Linked DNA regions of Mus musculus: region 1 is linked to region 2. The links are chromatin loops, found by intact Hi-C in ENCODE. Cell type or tissue: gastrocnemius. All regions are shown on one strand.

Evidence for each region. Peaks named below come from ENCODE experiments on the same cell type or tissue, not always from the same donor. Only the 100,000 strongest peaks of a DNase experiment are listed, where the experiment ranks them.
Region 1: it touches region 2 in a loop (8-fold over the local background); 12 of 42 quality-filtered maps call a loop at or near these places.

What each region holds. Positions count from the first base shown.
Region 1 is chr2:29,549,512-29,557,511 of GRCm38, reverse strand. No RefSeq gene overlaps it. Among named protein-coding and RNA genes, the nearest start is that of Gm30761, 6.8 kb to the right of the region's middle. In gastrocnemius, a CTCF peak has its summit at 3,328 (motif pointing right); a DNase peak (open chromatin) is centred at 3,351.
Region 2 is chr2:29,211,945-29,219,944 of GRCm38, reverse strand. All of the region lies in intron 2 of Ntng2 (netrin G2), which reads left to right. Among named protein-coding and RNA genes, the nearest start is that of Ntng2, 32 kb to the left of the region's middle. In gastrocnemius, CTCF peaks have their summits at 1,865 and 3,452 (motif pointing left); DNase peaks (open chromatin) are centred at 1,865, 2,642, 3,153 and 3,414; H3K4me3 peaks cover 2,273 bases; H3K27ac peaks cover 3,539 bases.

The DNA of each region.
Region 1 (8,000 bases), 340 kb before region 2:
TGTTGCTACCGAGAAGGTGTGGGGGAGCAAAGGAGGCCCCAGGGATTGGAGAATTCGGCCCCTGAAGAGAGGTGATGACTCAGATGGGCGAGGACATTAACCTATCATCTCCTCCCAGTGGGTCGCCAAGGGACCTCTCAGGCCACCTCAGCACACACAGCTAGCAGGGATCCCTGGAGCATGTGGTTGGCTCTGCAGCCGGCACCCTACTCCCCTCCAATAAGACCAAGGTTATAGGCTGGCGAAATGGCCCAGTGGGTGAAGTGCTAGGCAGCAGGAGGACATGAGTTTGGATTCCCAGCAACCATGAATAAGCAATAAGCGAAGCTTGTGGGGTAAAAATCTGTAGCTTTAGTGCTGAGGGTGGGGTGGAGACTGATGGATCCTGGGGCTCGATGGCCAGCTAGTGGTGGTTAATGAAAGACTTTGTCTCAAAAAACAAAGGTTGGGGCTGGCAAGATGGCTCAGTGGATAAGAGCACTGACTGCTCTTCCGAAGGTCCTGAGTTCAAATCCCAGCAACCACATGGTGGCTCACAACCACCCATAATGAGATCTGACACCCTCTTCTGGTGCGTCTGAAGACAGCTACAGTGTATTCATGTATAATAATAAATAAATCTTTAAAAAAAAAAAAAAAAAAAAAAAAAAACAAAGGTTGGCAGGATGGCTCAGCAGGTGAGGACAGTTGGGGCCATGCCTGATGACTGGCGTCCATCCCCAGGAGCCATATGGTGACAGAAAGGACCGGCTCCCACAAGTTCTCCTCTGACCTCTACACATGCACTAGGGCATACACTCGTGCACCCCTGTAAAAACAAAGTCTAAAATAAGGTAGAGACTAGTTAAGGAAGGCATGCCAGTGCAACCCTGGCCTCTTCACGCTGCCTGCTCAGGAACATATATGCCTTCATACAGGCATGCAACACACATGCACGCACACACACACACACACACACACACACACACACACACACACACGCACACACGGGTGGGGGAGGCAGACAGACTGATAGAGACAGAGACAGAGAAAGACAGAGAGACAGAGACACAAATACACACACACACACACACACACACACACACACACACACACACACACACACACAGAGAGAGAGAGAGAGAGAGAGAGAGAGAGAGAGAGAGAGAGAGAGAGAATACAAGGTCGAGACGCCCCAGAAAAAGTGCTTCACTCTTTGCTCCATGTGCGGTTGAGCCCTGGTTTGTGTATCAGAGTCAATACTTGGGTTGCGTGTCCCCATCCTGCTTGGCTCTCCAGGGATGAGGGTTCCCTGTCTTGGGGTGTAGCCTTAGGCAGGGCCTTAGAACTACAGACTTTGGCTGAAGCATGGAGCAGGATCCAAACTAATAAGAAGCACAAAAACGCATTTGATACTTGTTTGAGATGCTGTTTAGACATGATGACTTAGTACGTGGAGATCAGGCTCCCAAAACCAGCAAGAGTAGAACTGCCCAGAACCGCCCAGAACCGCCTCCTTTCCCTTCCTTCTCTCTCCTCCAGTTTTTGTTGTTGCTGTTGCTTTTTTTTCCTTCTGGAGTCTTGCTACATTGCTCAAGCTGGCTTTGAACTCTTGGCTTCCCAAATACAAGGAACTGTAGGATGCAGGACAGTGCCCATCCTATAGATTTAAAAGAGTAGTGTCTGCCTGTAATGGACTCAGGGTTGGGGGTCAAGGCTGATCGAAGATCCATCCAGTCTTCCTAAAGTGGCCCCACTAGCCACTGTCTGGCTAGGGACAGGTGCTGGGAGGGTGGGGGAGGGGGAACCCGACTCTGCCCCTGACTTTCTGACTGAAGCTTAGCCAGGGGTATTTTTCAAATAATTACGTTGTTCCTTTTTTTCATTTTTGTTTTGGTTGAGAACATTGATTTTTTTTCTCATAGTATAGATTTTTTTTGAAGCTGCAAAAGTAATACATACATCAATGTTTTATTGTTCTCCTCACTTTTCTGTATTTAAGGTTTTTTTTTTTTTCAATATTATGCATGTCTGAGTTGGGCATGGGGGCAGATCTCTGAGTTCAAGGCCAGCCTGGTTTACAGAGTGGATCCCAGGACAACCAGGACTATACAGAGAAACCCTGTCTTGAGGGGAAGAAGTGTGTGTGTGTTTCAAGCTCCCTAAACACACACACACACACATACACACACACACACAAACACACACACACACACACACACACACACACACACACACGAAAGCAGAGAAACACAGAGAAGCTTTCAGCTTTCAGCTTCTCTTTCAGAGGGGCTGGAGTGATGAGCCGTGGTTAAGAATCGTTGCTGCTCTTACGGAGGACCACAGTTCAGTTCCCAGCACCCAGGTAGATCACAACTGCCTATGACTGCAGCTGCAGGGGACCTGAGACTCTCTTCTGGCCTCCGTGGACAGCTGTTGCATATACATCCCCACACCCCCACACAAATGAAAATAAACCTTAAGAAAAGAAGGAAAATAGAAAAGAAAAGGCCAGAAGGCTGGGCATAGTTGTGGGCACCTTTAATCCCCGAACTCAGGAGATAGAAAGAGTGAAGCAGCAAGGGACCGTGAGTTACACCCAGCCTGGCAGCATTTTAAATTTCAGGCCAGTCAGGGCTATGTAGTGAGGCCCTGCCACAAACAAACAAACAAACAAGCAAACAAACAAACTGTACAAAAACAAAAAGGCAAAATAAACGTGAAAAGCTTCATCCCCCAGTCCCTGCATTCAGAGATCAGCTCATAGCCTGTTTTCTAGGCCCACGGCAGCACGAGCAGAGACAGCCTCCCAGAGTTAGCGAGTGTGGGAAGAGCATACAACATCAAACACAACATCAAACTTGTTTGCTTTTCTCAGATGAGATCTCATGTAGCCCAGGCTGGCCCTGAGCTCCTGCTTTCCTGCCTCTAACTCCCCAGTGCTGGGATTATAGGTGTAGACCACCTTGCCAGGCAAAGACGCACATTAACCTTACCTTAGCTCATGTTTTCTTGGCATTAAGCATGTGCACACTGTTGGCACCACCTTCTGTCTCCAGACCACTCTCACTTCCCCATTACTCACTGAGTCACACATCTACCCTCAGCCTCTGGGAGAGGCCATGGGCCGAGCCAGAGACACTTCACTGTGTGGTAACTGTAAGTATCACTGTGTCAAGAGTTGTAGACACCCAAAGCTACTCGATGTCACTGGGAGAAATGAATGTAAATTAAAGCAGAGGCATACCATGCTCATGAACAGGAAGGCTGCATATGCTCTTTACAGTCAATAGGTTTTTCCTTTTTTTAGAAAAATACCTTTATTTTTATGTATGCATGCAGTACCAACAGTAGCCAGAAGGGGGCTCCAGGTCTCCTGGAGCTGGAGTTAAAACCAATCATGAGCTGCCATGTGGGTACGGGGGAAACTGGGTCCTCTACAAAAGCAGCCAGTGCTCTAATCACTGAGCAGCCTTTCCAGCCCCAGGTTTTTCCTAGACTTTGATAAGCTGATTCAGAAAGGAAATGAGAACCAAATAGATCTCAAGGCTGCTGCTGCCACACCACCAGACTCAGACATGTTGTGAGGCCAATGCCACAAGGACATTGAGTGACTGGCAAACTGATCCACAGAACAAGAAGTAAATCCAGACGTAAAGCCCCCCCCCCAATCAACCCACCACTGTCAACTAAAATAGTATCAGCTAGGATAACCTCAGTGTCCTGGAGGCAGACCATCCCTAAACATACCTCAGAGATAAAGATGCCTGTGGAAGGATTAGAGGGTCTGAAAACCAAAGAGAAAACTGATGGGTGGAAATAGCTCAGATAATGGGAAGGTATCTGTGGTGAGACAGCACTAGCCATAGCAGAGAAAAGGTGTGTGGGGGGCTGCAGTGAGGCTGTCCATCAAAAGAGCCCAAAGCAAAAACATGGGGGTGGGGGCGGACAGTTCACAGAGGGAGAGATCCCAGAGTGGGAGCCTGCCTAGAGAAAGGGGCCAGGGGAAAAGGCACATGCCAAGAAAGGGCCCAAGGAGAGAGCCAGAGCGAGCCAGAGAATGACTGGGGGCGGGGGTGGGGAGAGTCAGAGAACATAGGAAGTGGGCCCAGGGAGGCTAGCTCTCAGTCATCCTTCACAAAACATTACGTTTTAGAAGTTAGTAAAAAAGATTTATGGAATGGAATGTTACAACAGGCTCCCAGGAAAAGCAAGTTTCACACCAAGTTGTACATAAAAAACAAACCAGAAACAACTGTCACAGTTACTGTTGTCAACTGGCAGGCTCCGGACTCCCGTCAGATGCAAGCCTCTGGGCGTGCCTGTAAGGGACATATTTATTGTTAATTGAAGTAGGGAGGCACACTCTAAAAGTGGGTGGTGGCAATCCAGGACCAGGGCTCCTAGACAGCTGTGGCTCCTGGGATGCTGCTAAGCCTTATGACCTGGGTTCAATTCCCAGGACCCCCACCCCACCCCATGGTGGAAGGAGGCAACCAGCTTCCACAAGATGCTCTCTGAATCTCCTCCCACCCACATGCTTTGGAAGGCATTGGGTGTGGGTGCTTGCCGCCCCACATGGTAGAAGGAGAGACCGGGACTCCCAACAGTCATCTTTTGATCTCCACTCACCTGCTGTGGCCAATGCACTCACCACCCCCACACATATGTACACACAAATAAATAAATACTTAAAAATTGAACGCAGCCTAGAACTGGGAAAGATGAGCAGCTATTCTTGGCAGCAAGCAAGGACTGAAGAAGGATGCAGGGACTTGACACCCCAACCCCACAGCGGCAGCAGCAATGTAGCCCAGGAGAAGTGCCCACCCACCCACTCACCTCAGATCGATCGCTGGGTGAAAAGTGGACACCTACACGGTAGAATGTCACTCACCCTGGAGAAGAAGGAAAGACGTGATGACATATGCTCCAACACCGGTGAGCATATGTGGACATTGTGCTAAGTGAGAACTAGCCAGTGAGTAAAGGTTAAGCGACAGGTCCATCCAGGCGAGGGACCTTTGAGAGTCAAGTTCAAACAGAGCTGAGGCTGGGAGGAGGGGCTGATGTTTGTGGGAAGCACTGGGGAGAAAGAAGTGTCCTAGAGATGGATGCCAGTGACTGCGGCACAGTGATGGCGCTCTGTGTGCTTCAAGTCACCCAAACCACGCCCTGAAGACAACAAAAGTTATGTAGTTATGCATATTTTAGCATAATAAAAGAATCAAAGAGCCAGTGGAGAAGACTGGTAGAGAGGTCTGAGCAACAGGAGTGCCTGGCTCTGCTCCTTAAAGGGCACTAAAGGAGCCCATGGAACATGGAGGCTGGCCCTGTACCACCCTGTACCCCAGTGATGGAGCCCAGGTGGTGTCCTTCACAGGAAGACAGGGAGGCCAGAGGGCTGGAGAAGTGAAGGATCCAGGCTGAGTGGTTGGAGGCAGCAGCTCAGGAAAGTGATATAAGTGTGTCTTCCTAGGGGGCTAACCCTAGGTGAGCCCTTCAGCTGCCTACACAATCTAAAGCGGCTACAATGTTGCTAGTCACCATGACCTTACCCGGAGCACCTCATACAAGCCACCTCTGATTGGTGGGGAGTCTAGGCAGTCCATGGCTGAACAGAGACATGCTAGCCTGTTCTGTGATCAAGTAATTGCCTAGAGGGCTTTGGAGTACAGCTGAGGTCACATTCTGTGACTCAGTTTCTTTTTCTTTTTCTTTTTCTTTTTCTTTTTCTTTTGTTTCTGTTTACAGCAGTCATTTTTGTTTTGTAGCAATAGCTTATTATTAATGTACCATGGATAGACATAAAAAACCAACATCCCCTGCCCCAGCAAGGAATTTGGAAAAACTTTAACAAACAGAGCAGACTCCCTGGATATGCTCGGGAGTCAGCGATCCTGTGACATGCCATCTCTGCTTTGGTACCCAGGAGACTGTGAGCCTCTTCAAGGATTCCAATGCTTCGGGGAGTCCAGGGTCATTTTGAGAGGGCTCCTTGGATTTCTTCTGCCTGGTGGTCACTCTTGATGAGTAGCAGGATCTGAGTCTTCCCCAAGCCTTGAAGCCAAAAAACCCCCAGCTTCCTCTTCATTTCTCTTTGATGCTGCTTGAAGAACCAGTATCTGATGACTTCTTTCCGCAGTTTGAGTTCCTCAGCCAAGGCCTGCAGAGTTTCCTCCTTAGGGTAACGGTCTGTCTCGAAGCACTTTCTTAGCTTCTGCAACTGCTCAGAGGCGAACTTAAAGGTCCTTCTATCCTTCAAGTACAGGTTCTGAATTGTCTTCATCTCAGTTTCTTCCATCATGGCAGCTGCTCACTTGAGTTCCCTCCTTCAGTTTTGTGACTCAGTTTCTTTCTTTCTTTCTTTCTTTCTTTCTTTCTTTCTTTCTTTTTCTAATGTTATTCTGGTTCTTTATTTATTTATTTATTTATTTATTTTAATTTTTATTAGATATTTTCCTCAATTACATTTCCAATGCTATCCCAAAAGTCCCCCATACCCTCCCCCCCCACTCCCCTACCCACCCACTCCCACTTTTTGGCCCAGGTGTTCCCCTGTACTGGGGCATATAAAGTTTGCAAGTCCAATGGGCCTCTCTTTCCAGTGATGGCTGACTAGGCCATCTTTTGATACATATGCAGCTAGAGACACGAGCTCTGGGGTACTGGTTAGTTCATAATGTTGTTGCACCTATAGGGTTGCAGATCCCTTTAGCTCCTTGGATACGTTCTCTAGCTCCTCCATTGGGGGTCCTGTGATCCATCCAATAGCTGACTGTGAGCACATTCACTTATGTGTTTGGTGACTCAGTTTCTATAGCTCCCTAAGCCAGAGAAAAAGCTTCAGTCTGGGGTCTGCAGCAATATGGTCACCAAGAGAATGGCAAATGGGGTTCCATGTGTTTTAGGAATCCCGGATGTCTTGGTGTCTGTGGTGGTCTAGGGTACAGGGAGAAGGCCCAAAGGCTGCAATGTTGGGTTGCCCTGGCTAGAGGGATGATTGACGACGAAAACTAATGTTGCAGAGAGCCTGGTGGGAGGACTTGGGAGGGCTCACTGTGACTGTGGTCTCGCATTTAAGGTCTCCCTGATGCTCATGGAAGACCCATGAGACAAGCAATCCCTGTTGCTTCTGATACTCTCTCTAAGGATGTGGCACCTTCCTCAAGGAGAGCTAAGCAGCTTCTAGACATGGTGCTGCCTCCTGAAGACAATCCATCACCTGACACCTCAGCCAGCCTGGCCTCTTAAAGGCCACATAGTGAGAAGATGCCAATACGATATTTATATTCCTCTCAAGCAGCTGCTGAATCGGACTTTCTGCTTACAACCCCACGCCCCTCCCAGATCCCCTATTCCTCTTCATCATCTGTTGGATGGAGGCTTTTGGGGCCAATTGCTGGGAGGATTTTTTTTTCTTCTTTTAATTTTCTGTATTGGGTTTAATTAAACCAAGGTATGCATGACCCTGTCGGATCATATCAAAATGGGCCACTTTGCTGCATGAGGAAAACCACCAGCATAAATTATTGATTCATCTTCATTGAAATTAATCTGCCAATGACTTTCTTCTGTTGGGGTTGGGGCAGGGACCTGGGGCACCCTGTGATGTGCCAGCACAAACAGCATTTGAAAGTCCCATCTCAGGGTGACATGAGATTGAGGCAAAGACAGCAAGCGGTGTCAAACACGAGCACATACCCAGATGCCACTGCGAGGGTTTAGATGCAATTTCTAACGTGGCCCTCCTCCCGTCCTCCAGTCCTCCACTCCTCTGGTCTTCCGGTCCTCCCGGCCTCCAGTCCTCCGGTCTTCCGGTCCTCCCGGCCTCCAGTCCTCCGGTCTTCCAGTCCTCCCGGCCTCCAGTCCTCTGGTCCTGCCCCAACCACAGAGCACCAAGGTTTTAAGAGATGGAAGGATGGAGCCTGAGCTTCATGCTGGGCTGCTTGAACATTGACTGAGAAAGACAAAGTAACACAAACTCCAAAATTAATATCCAAAACAAGTTATCCAAGAAA
Region 2 (8,000 bases):
CGGCTTCTGTGGGATGGAAAGAGTTAGTGGGAGTGAGCTGCGGAGGGCTTCTCACTCCTGGGTTTCTGACTTGAGGGGCCGTGTGGATAAGGATTTTAACTAGTCAAACAGGGACAGCTGAAGGAAGAAGTTCCTGAAGGGAATTTTAGAAACATATGTGTGCACATATCTGTGCGTCTGTGCATGTGTGTGCACATGTGTGGGAAGGAAACCTTCGATCTAGGGAAGGATCTTCCTGGGGAAGGCAAAACACAAAGGAGGTAGTTGCGGGTCCCAGAGAGAAGTGGCCCAAGGTGACTTCACTCTCTGAGAACCTGCAGGTTAGCTCATGTTGGTGCAGACTGTGCTGGGTTCAAGGGAAGCAGTCGCTGCAGCTGCAGGGACTGTCATCTGAGCACGGGAGGCTTTGTCTGGCTTCCTAATGGGTAACAAGATTTATCAGTGGGACTGCAGAGGTGATGTATATCAGGCACTTAATAGAAAAGGGCTTGCACAGAAGCCCAAATTTGATTTAGCCAATTAACTCAATTGCTGGCCATCCGCTCCAGGAGGAGCTGCAGCCCACATCTGTCCCCATTACCTTGGCATCACTCAGCCTTTCTGCTCACTGCAGGCCCCTCAGCCTGCAGTGTAACGTCCCCCTCCTCCACAGGCGCTCAAGTCTTGATTGACAGTGTTCTTTGGACCCAGTCTCAGGTCCCCCCAGCCCTGAGACTTGTGTCTCGCTGGTTTGCTTCAGCTCGCTGTGGTCATGGCCACAGATGTATTAATGCCCTACTGGCCGCTTGGGTCCTTCAGCTTCAATCCTGACTTTTCTCTTGCTTTAAGTCCAGATGGCCTGTCCCCAATATCACAGATCCCACCAAAGATGCAGACTTCCCACCCACCAGTGGCCCAAGGCCACAGATCATGGGTCTCATTAGCCTGGGTCCAAACTGGGACAGTGGTGGGAATTAACACAACCTTGAAGCCTACCCAGCCCTCCACCCAGCCACACCCCTCCCCCCTATAGACCTCATAAAAGAAGTGTCCTGATGGCCACTCTTCCTTCATCCCTCAGAGCGGTCACCTAGCCAGCCAGCGTAGAGTTGGAATCTGCCCTGTGATAACCAAAGGCCCATCAAAAATTTCTCCATCCGGGCAGTGGTGGCACAAGCCTTAAATCCCAGCACTTGGGAGGCAGAGGCAGGCGGATTTCTGAGTTCGCTATTCAGAGAAACCCTGTCTTGAAAAAAAAAAACAAAACAAAACAAAAAGAAAAAAGAAAAAAAAAGATTTTCCCCAAATAGAAGAGGAATGTTCCTCTCGGTGAGGGAGGAAGGCGCTGCCTGCTGCCTTAAAGCACTAGCTTTGCTTCCAACTTTGTTATCCTCAGGGTTAGAACCCGTAACTGTGGCCTTGCCTGACCTCCTGTGTGACAACATGTGGCCATTTGGGGAGAGAACTAGTTTTGGGGACCACTTATGCAGAACCCTTTCTGCAGTGAGTTGCTTCAGAAGACAGGATGAGCACTCCCCTGCTTCCCACACAGACACCCCACCCTGCTTCCCACACAGGCACCCCATTTGGGAGATGTATGATCCCCTTGGGGCTCAGTCTTTGTGGGGAGCCAGACCTGGGTCTCCATTCTGCCTATCTCCAGCACCCCTTGTTCCGTGCTCACCCAAACTCCCTGCAGCCTCCTCTTTGCCCCAAGGAGCAGGTGACATCACTCACTGGCTTGGGAGCTGACCTACATTTTGCAGCCCTCCCGTCTGGGAGTCGCTCCAACACCCGCTTCTCTTGCCCAGAGGAGAGAAGGGCCGGCTCACGATTTTTGTGACATACTGGTGCCAGGCTGGGGCCCAGATGGTGCCCCTACTGGTAACTCCTGGGCATCGCCTGCCCCTCCCTGCTGGGCAGGGCACGCTCAGGCCTGGCACAGGCCAGAGCCCCCGTGGTCCTCCATGTGGCTGTCAGACACCCAGCTGGGCCTGCCACGTGTCCTGAGAGCTAGGCTTGTCTGGTGTGTGCCTTCCCTGGGAGGTGAACCTGGCCCTGTCTTGGAAATGTTATGTTCTCCAGGGGCTGACTCGGGACCTGTCAGCTCCAGAGAAAAGACGAGGAAGGCAAGAGCACAGACACCCTGCAGTCTATGGGAGTCATCAGGGCTAGGTCTAGCAGGTGAGTGGGTGCACCCTACAGGAAGCTGAGGGGGCGGGGGGCACAGGTCAGAGCAGAGGGCATGTCTTGGCCACATGGTAAGCAAGGGTGGCAGGTGAAAAACAGAACATCTCAGGTCCGAGCTTTAGAGGAACAGAAATAGTGCTTAGTCTCTGGCGCGCAAATATGTGGACAGAAAGCATTCATTATTTATGTAAAATTCAAATACAACCTGGAATTCTGCATTTTTGTTGTTTTTAACACAGAATCCTCCTGTGTTGCCGAGGCTGGCTTCAAACCTTTGACTGAAGCCATCCTCTTAGATAGCAAGGAGACCAGGCATGCCTCATAGCTCGCAGCCAGCAACCAGCGTCTTCATTCCCTGTGTGTTCTTCCCAGAGGCTCGGGGCTCCATATAGAAGTGATTTCAAGAGATTAGAAGCTATGTCCTCCACCCTATAGGGGACCCTAGAGGCCTCAAGCCAGTCACATCTGCTTTGATGTCTGGCTGGCCACTGAGATATGGGGCTGTCCCTTGGGGCCACCGGGAAAGGCTGGAAAGTACAGCTTTCTCACCCCACTGGCCTTTGTGCTTGTTGGCTGTCAACCATAGCAAATGTTACTTTCCTGAGCCCAGCTATCTCCATAGACCTGCCTATTTTCTCCCATAGTAAGATCCTGCTGCTAGGTCCACAGACCACTGGCTACCCAGACACTGGCCACCATGTTCGCACAGCATTGGGACCTCTCCTCCCTCTCCGCTCCTACCCTCCTCCCTCTCCTGAGTAGCCAGGCAGTATGTTAGGCACTTAGGAAAATTTAATGACAAGACTGAAAATCCAAGGTCTGATCCAACCACTCCTTTCATAACTGAGACCCAGAGAAATAACTCTTCAAGGTCACACAGCAAATCAACCCCAAGGTCTGGACCAGAAGATAGTTGCTGCATCAGCATCGAGAGAGCGGCCCTCCTCCCCCTAACCCCTGTCATCCTAGTGGTGAGGACAGGTATGGCTGGCCCACCCCCACTGTCCCTTTCCTCATGATTAAATAATTTATTCTGATGGCTGAGCCTAGAAGAAGTTAGTAGAAGGGAAGGCAGCCTGGACCAAAGTTTTCTGGTGAACTGGTTTTCAAGGTCAGAATCGGTGAAGAGACCCTTGGGAGAAAAGATTCCTCCATAAAGGAGAACCATGTGAGCCAAGAGTGTAGCTGGGGACCTGGGCCACCCGCAGGGTCTGGACAAGAGCCCTGCCTGGAGGTCATGCTCAGAGAGGCCAGGCCTCACAACTCTTCCACAGCCCTCTGCTGCCCCCCAGAGACCTGAGTGCTGGCCTTGACCTATGGAGTCCCTGCCTTCTCACACAGGAGTGGGGCCTTGTGGGTATTCTCCGGATTTGGTTAATAATGCAGGTGCTGGTGGGTAGCAAGGCTTCGAGTTACTCACGTGCTTGCTTATTTATTTTCCTTACGTCATCTCCCAAGGGTCTCCTAGATTAGAAAAGGAAAATCACAGGACAAAGGCCTGAGCTGGGGGAAGAATGTGTCTGTGTCTGTGTCTGTGTCTGTGTCTGTGTCTGTGTCTGTGTCTGTGTCTGTGTCTGTGTCTGTGTCTGTGTCTGTGTCTGACTGTGACTGTGTCTGTGTCTGTGTCTGTGACTGTGTCTGTGTCTGTGCCTGTGCCTGTGCCTGTGCCTGTGTCTGTGTCTGTGTCTGTGTCTGTGTCTGTGTCTGTGTCTGTGCCTGTGTCTGTGTCTGTGTCTGTGTCTGTGTCTGTGTCTGTGTCTGTGACTGGGATGGGGTGGGGCAGATGCACTTCTGGGAGCTTGTGTCTGTCTGAGAGCCAATTAGACCTCGGGCCACAGCCCAGATGTCTGGTCTCCCTGATAACCCAGACATAAAGGGAATCTGTGTTCCCATCATACAGATGCTCAAACGGAAACCCAGACGGACTGATAACGTATGCACCTGGGCTGAGCAGAAGCCCTGCCCACTGCTGTGCGTCCCCCCCATGTCTACCTTGACTCTAAGGCATTGGGAGATCAGCCATGGAGAGCAGCTGCGGGTCTAGCTGATGTTTGGACTCCAGCCTGGTACCATGTACCACTGTGGGAGGGCTCTCAGAACTTCTTTCCAGGCCTCAGTTTCCCCATCTGCATATTTGGGTGGAAATAGGTTGCAAGAGCTTATAGGGTGGTTCTCACACAAAGTGGGAGCTTCAGGGCCAGCTGTCTTTGAAGGCTGGAGAGAAGGAGGCTCTGATGGAGCAGACGTTGCCAGCGAGCCTATTCTGGGGTCGCCGTCACTCCCCTGACCCACCCACATGCACTCTGTCCATTCACTGGCCTAAGCTCTGCTGGATGGAGTTCACCTACCGGAAATGCATGCACCCATTTAAAGTGGGCTTCAGTGCCCCTAACAACTCATAGAGGTCTAGAGAAAAACAGGTTTGGGGGCTGGAGAGATGGCTCAGTGGTTAAGAGCACTGACTGCTCTTCCAGAGGTCCTGAATTCAATTCCCAGCAACCACATGGTGGCTCACAACCATCTGTAATGGGATCCAATGCCCTCTTCTGGTGTGTCTGAAGACAGTTACAGTGTATTCATATAAAATAAATAAATCTAGGGGAAAAAAAGTAGAAAATCCATAGCCGGCTGGTGAGGTGGCACCTGCCATGCCTAACAATGAGACTTCCATCCCTGGGTTGCACATGGCTAAAGGAGAAAACTGACTTTTGAAAGCTGTTCTCTGGCCTCCACACATGCTCCGTGACCTCCACATATATGCCGTAGCATTTGCACACACAAAATAAATAAATGTAATGTTAAAGTTTTCAACCTCAGCTACATAGGGAGTTTGAGGCTAGCCTGGGTTATATGAGACCATCAAAAAGAACACTCAGTCAGGCAGTGGTGGCACACGCCTTTGATCCCAGGACTCAGGAGGCAGAGGCAGGCTGATCTCTGAGTTGGAACAATTACAGGACAGAGAAACTCTGGAAAAAAACAAAAAAGAAAAAAGAAACAACTCCCCCCATAAGGTCTCTCTACATAGACCGGCTGGACTGAAACTCACTATGTAACTATGTAGCCCAGGCTGACCTAGAACACAGTGTGTGCCAGCACACCTGAAAATTTTAGGACATTGTACTGGCTGGTTTTGTGTGTCAACTTGACACAGGCTGGAGTTATCACAGAGTAAGGAGCTTCAGTTGGGGAAGTACCTCCATGAGATCCAACTGTAAGGCATTTTCTCAACTAGTGATCAAGGGGGAAAGGCCCCTTGTGGGTGGTGCCATCTCTGGGCTGGTAGTCTTGGGTTCTATAAGACAGCAGGCTGAGCAAGCCAGGGGAAGCAAGCCAGTAAGTAACATCCCTCCATGGCCTCTGCATCAGCTCCTGCTTTCTGACCTGCTTGAGTTCCATTCCTGACTTTCTTGGTGATGAGCAGCAATCTGGAAATGTAAGCTGAATAAACCCTTTCCTCCCCAACTTGCTTCTTGGTTTGTGCAGGAATAGAAACCCTTACTAAGACAGACATCTTCACCACCTAGGAGGAAATACTGCTGCCCCATAGTCCCCTCTCTCCCCATCAGCCCAGTCAACTGCCGCTAGTTTGCTTTCTGTCTGAGCAGGCTGGCCTCTAAGGACAGTTAGTGGCAAGTAACTTATACATTGTATCTGACTTACTTTGCTTAGCATCTTGTTTTCAAGGTTCATCCATGAGCATATGAGCCAGCATTCCCTTCCTTTTATGACAGAATAATACTCTATTCTCTGTATATGCTGCCTATTTACATTAAGTACCTGTAAATAGGTATGGGTGGTCCCCAGCTTTGGGGTACAATAATGCAAGAGTAGGCTCAATTTCTCTTACATGTGTATCCTAGAGCTAGGAGGGCTATGTTTAACCTTCAAACTCATGCATTATCTCCCTGAACTGCCTCATGTACCCAACCATAGGAAACAACTCTGAATGTAGTGTTTTGGGGAATGTGGTTGAGAGTCATAGCTGCCAGGTGCCTCAGTGAAAAAGTAACATTGTTGTTCAACTTGCCACCTCTGCCTCAAAGTGTTAGCTTTGGGAAAGGGTCAAGAGCCTTGAAGCAGGGGCCAGACAGAGGAAACAGTAGGGCAAAGGCCCAGAGGATAGCAAGGTCAGAACTTAGGCTAGACACAGGTAGAGAGAGATGTCTTAGCTAGGGTTTTACTGCTGTGAACAGACACCATGATCAAGGCAACTCTCATAAGGACAACATTTAATTGGGGCTGGCTTACAGGTTCAGAGGTTTAGTCCATTATCATCAAGGCAGAAGCATGGCAGCATCCGGACAGGCATGGTGCAGGAGGAGCTGAGTGTTCTACATCTTCATCTGAAGACTAGAAGACTGGCTCCCATGTAGTTAGGACAAGGGTCTTAAAGCCCACACCCACCATGACACACTTTCTCCAACAAGGCCACACCTCCTAATAGTGCCACTCCCTGGGCCAAACATACATAAACCACCACAGAGAGTGAAGGAGGAGATGAGCCAGTGAAGTTCCTCCACTGTACCCCAACACAGAGATGCAATGTCATCCAGAAGTACTTGCAAAATCAAGAGAATATGGAGCCTCTGCCATTAGCTTGGATGATATGGACCACTAGTAGATGGATAGCCGCCTTACATCAGCCAAGGCGCTCCAGGTCTTCATGGCACTGATAAGATCAAGATGCCTTCTGTGTTCTGGCAGAAATAGGGAAGGGTTGGGGCTGCCAGGGTGGGACCTGAGCAGAGCCAAGGTCAGGGAGGGACTTGCCCTCCTGTGCCACCCAGGCCACTGGGTTCTAACAGCCAGCCTTCCTGTTAGCATGGACACAATCTGCTTCTCAGATCCAGCTGATCTTTTATGCATTTTTAATAAGCCAAGGTCAACATTATCACCCAAAGTTGATGGCAATCTTTTCTCTACGTAGCTGATGTCTAAAAATAGCCCCTCCTCAGGCCAGAGGTGTGGAATATACGCCTGGCTCTCTACAACTGGGTGTTCCTCTCCAGCTAGCTCAGCAGGGTGTTAAATAAAAATTCACAAGAATAAAAAGAAAAAAAAAAAAGAAAGCTTTGGAGGTCAGATACACTTTGCAAACAAATTTCTGTCAAAGTCAAACAGATTTCTTTCCTGGAGGACTTGTACAAGACTTTGGTATGCTGGTGTGCACTGTGAGTTGGGTTGTTTGGGGTGTTAGAACATGTTTGGCCAAAGAGGCTCAGACATGAGACCCTCCTTTATATGGATTTCCTAGGGTCCAGTGTCCCCAAGAAGAACCTACAATGCCAGCTAGTGCCTGTCATCCACTTCTGTGCCTTTGGAGGGGTGAGCTGGCTTCTTTGTGACACCCCCCCTCCCGTAGCTCAGAGCTGCAATGAGGGCCAGCTGCAGGACAGTGTGTATGATGACATCTATCTTGTGTCTTTTCTGCTGCTGGGACAGCACACTGACAAGAACAACTTATGGAAGAGACGTTTGATTCTGATCCACGGGTCAAGAGGACAGTGCACGATGGCAGGGAAGTCGAGGCAGCTGGTCACGTGACATTCAGTCAGGAAGCAGAGAGAAATAAGACAAAAGCATGCTACAGCTCAGCTCCCTTTCTCCAGGATCGCAGCCAGGGAATGACGCCACCCAGAGTGGGCTGCTCCCTCCATTTCAATTAATGCAATCCAGATCAACCCCACAGGCATCCCCAGAGCCCCCAGGTGATTCTAGAACCTGTCAGGCTGACAGATAACATTACTGTCACAGTATCTCGTCCTGGTTTCCTTTCTGAGGCTGTGATAAAGCACCGGAGACCTAAAGTCACCTGGAGAGGAAAAGAT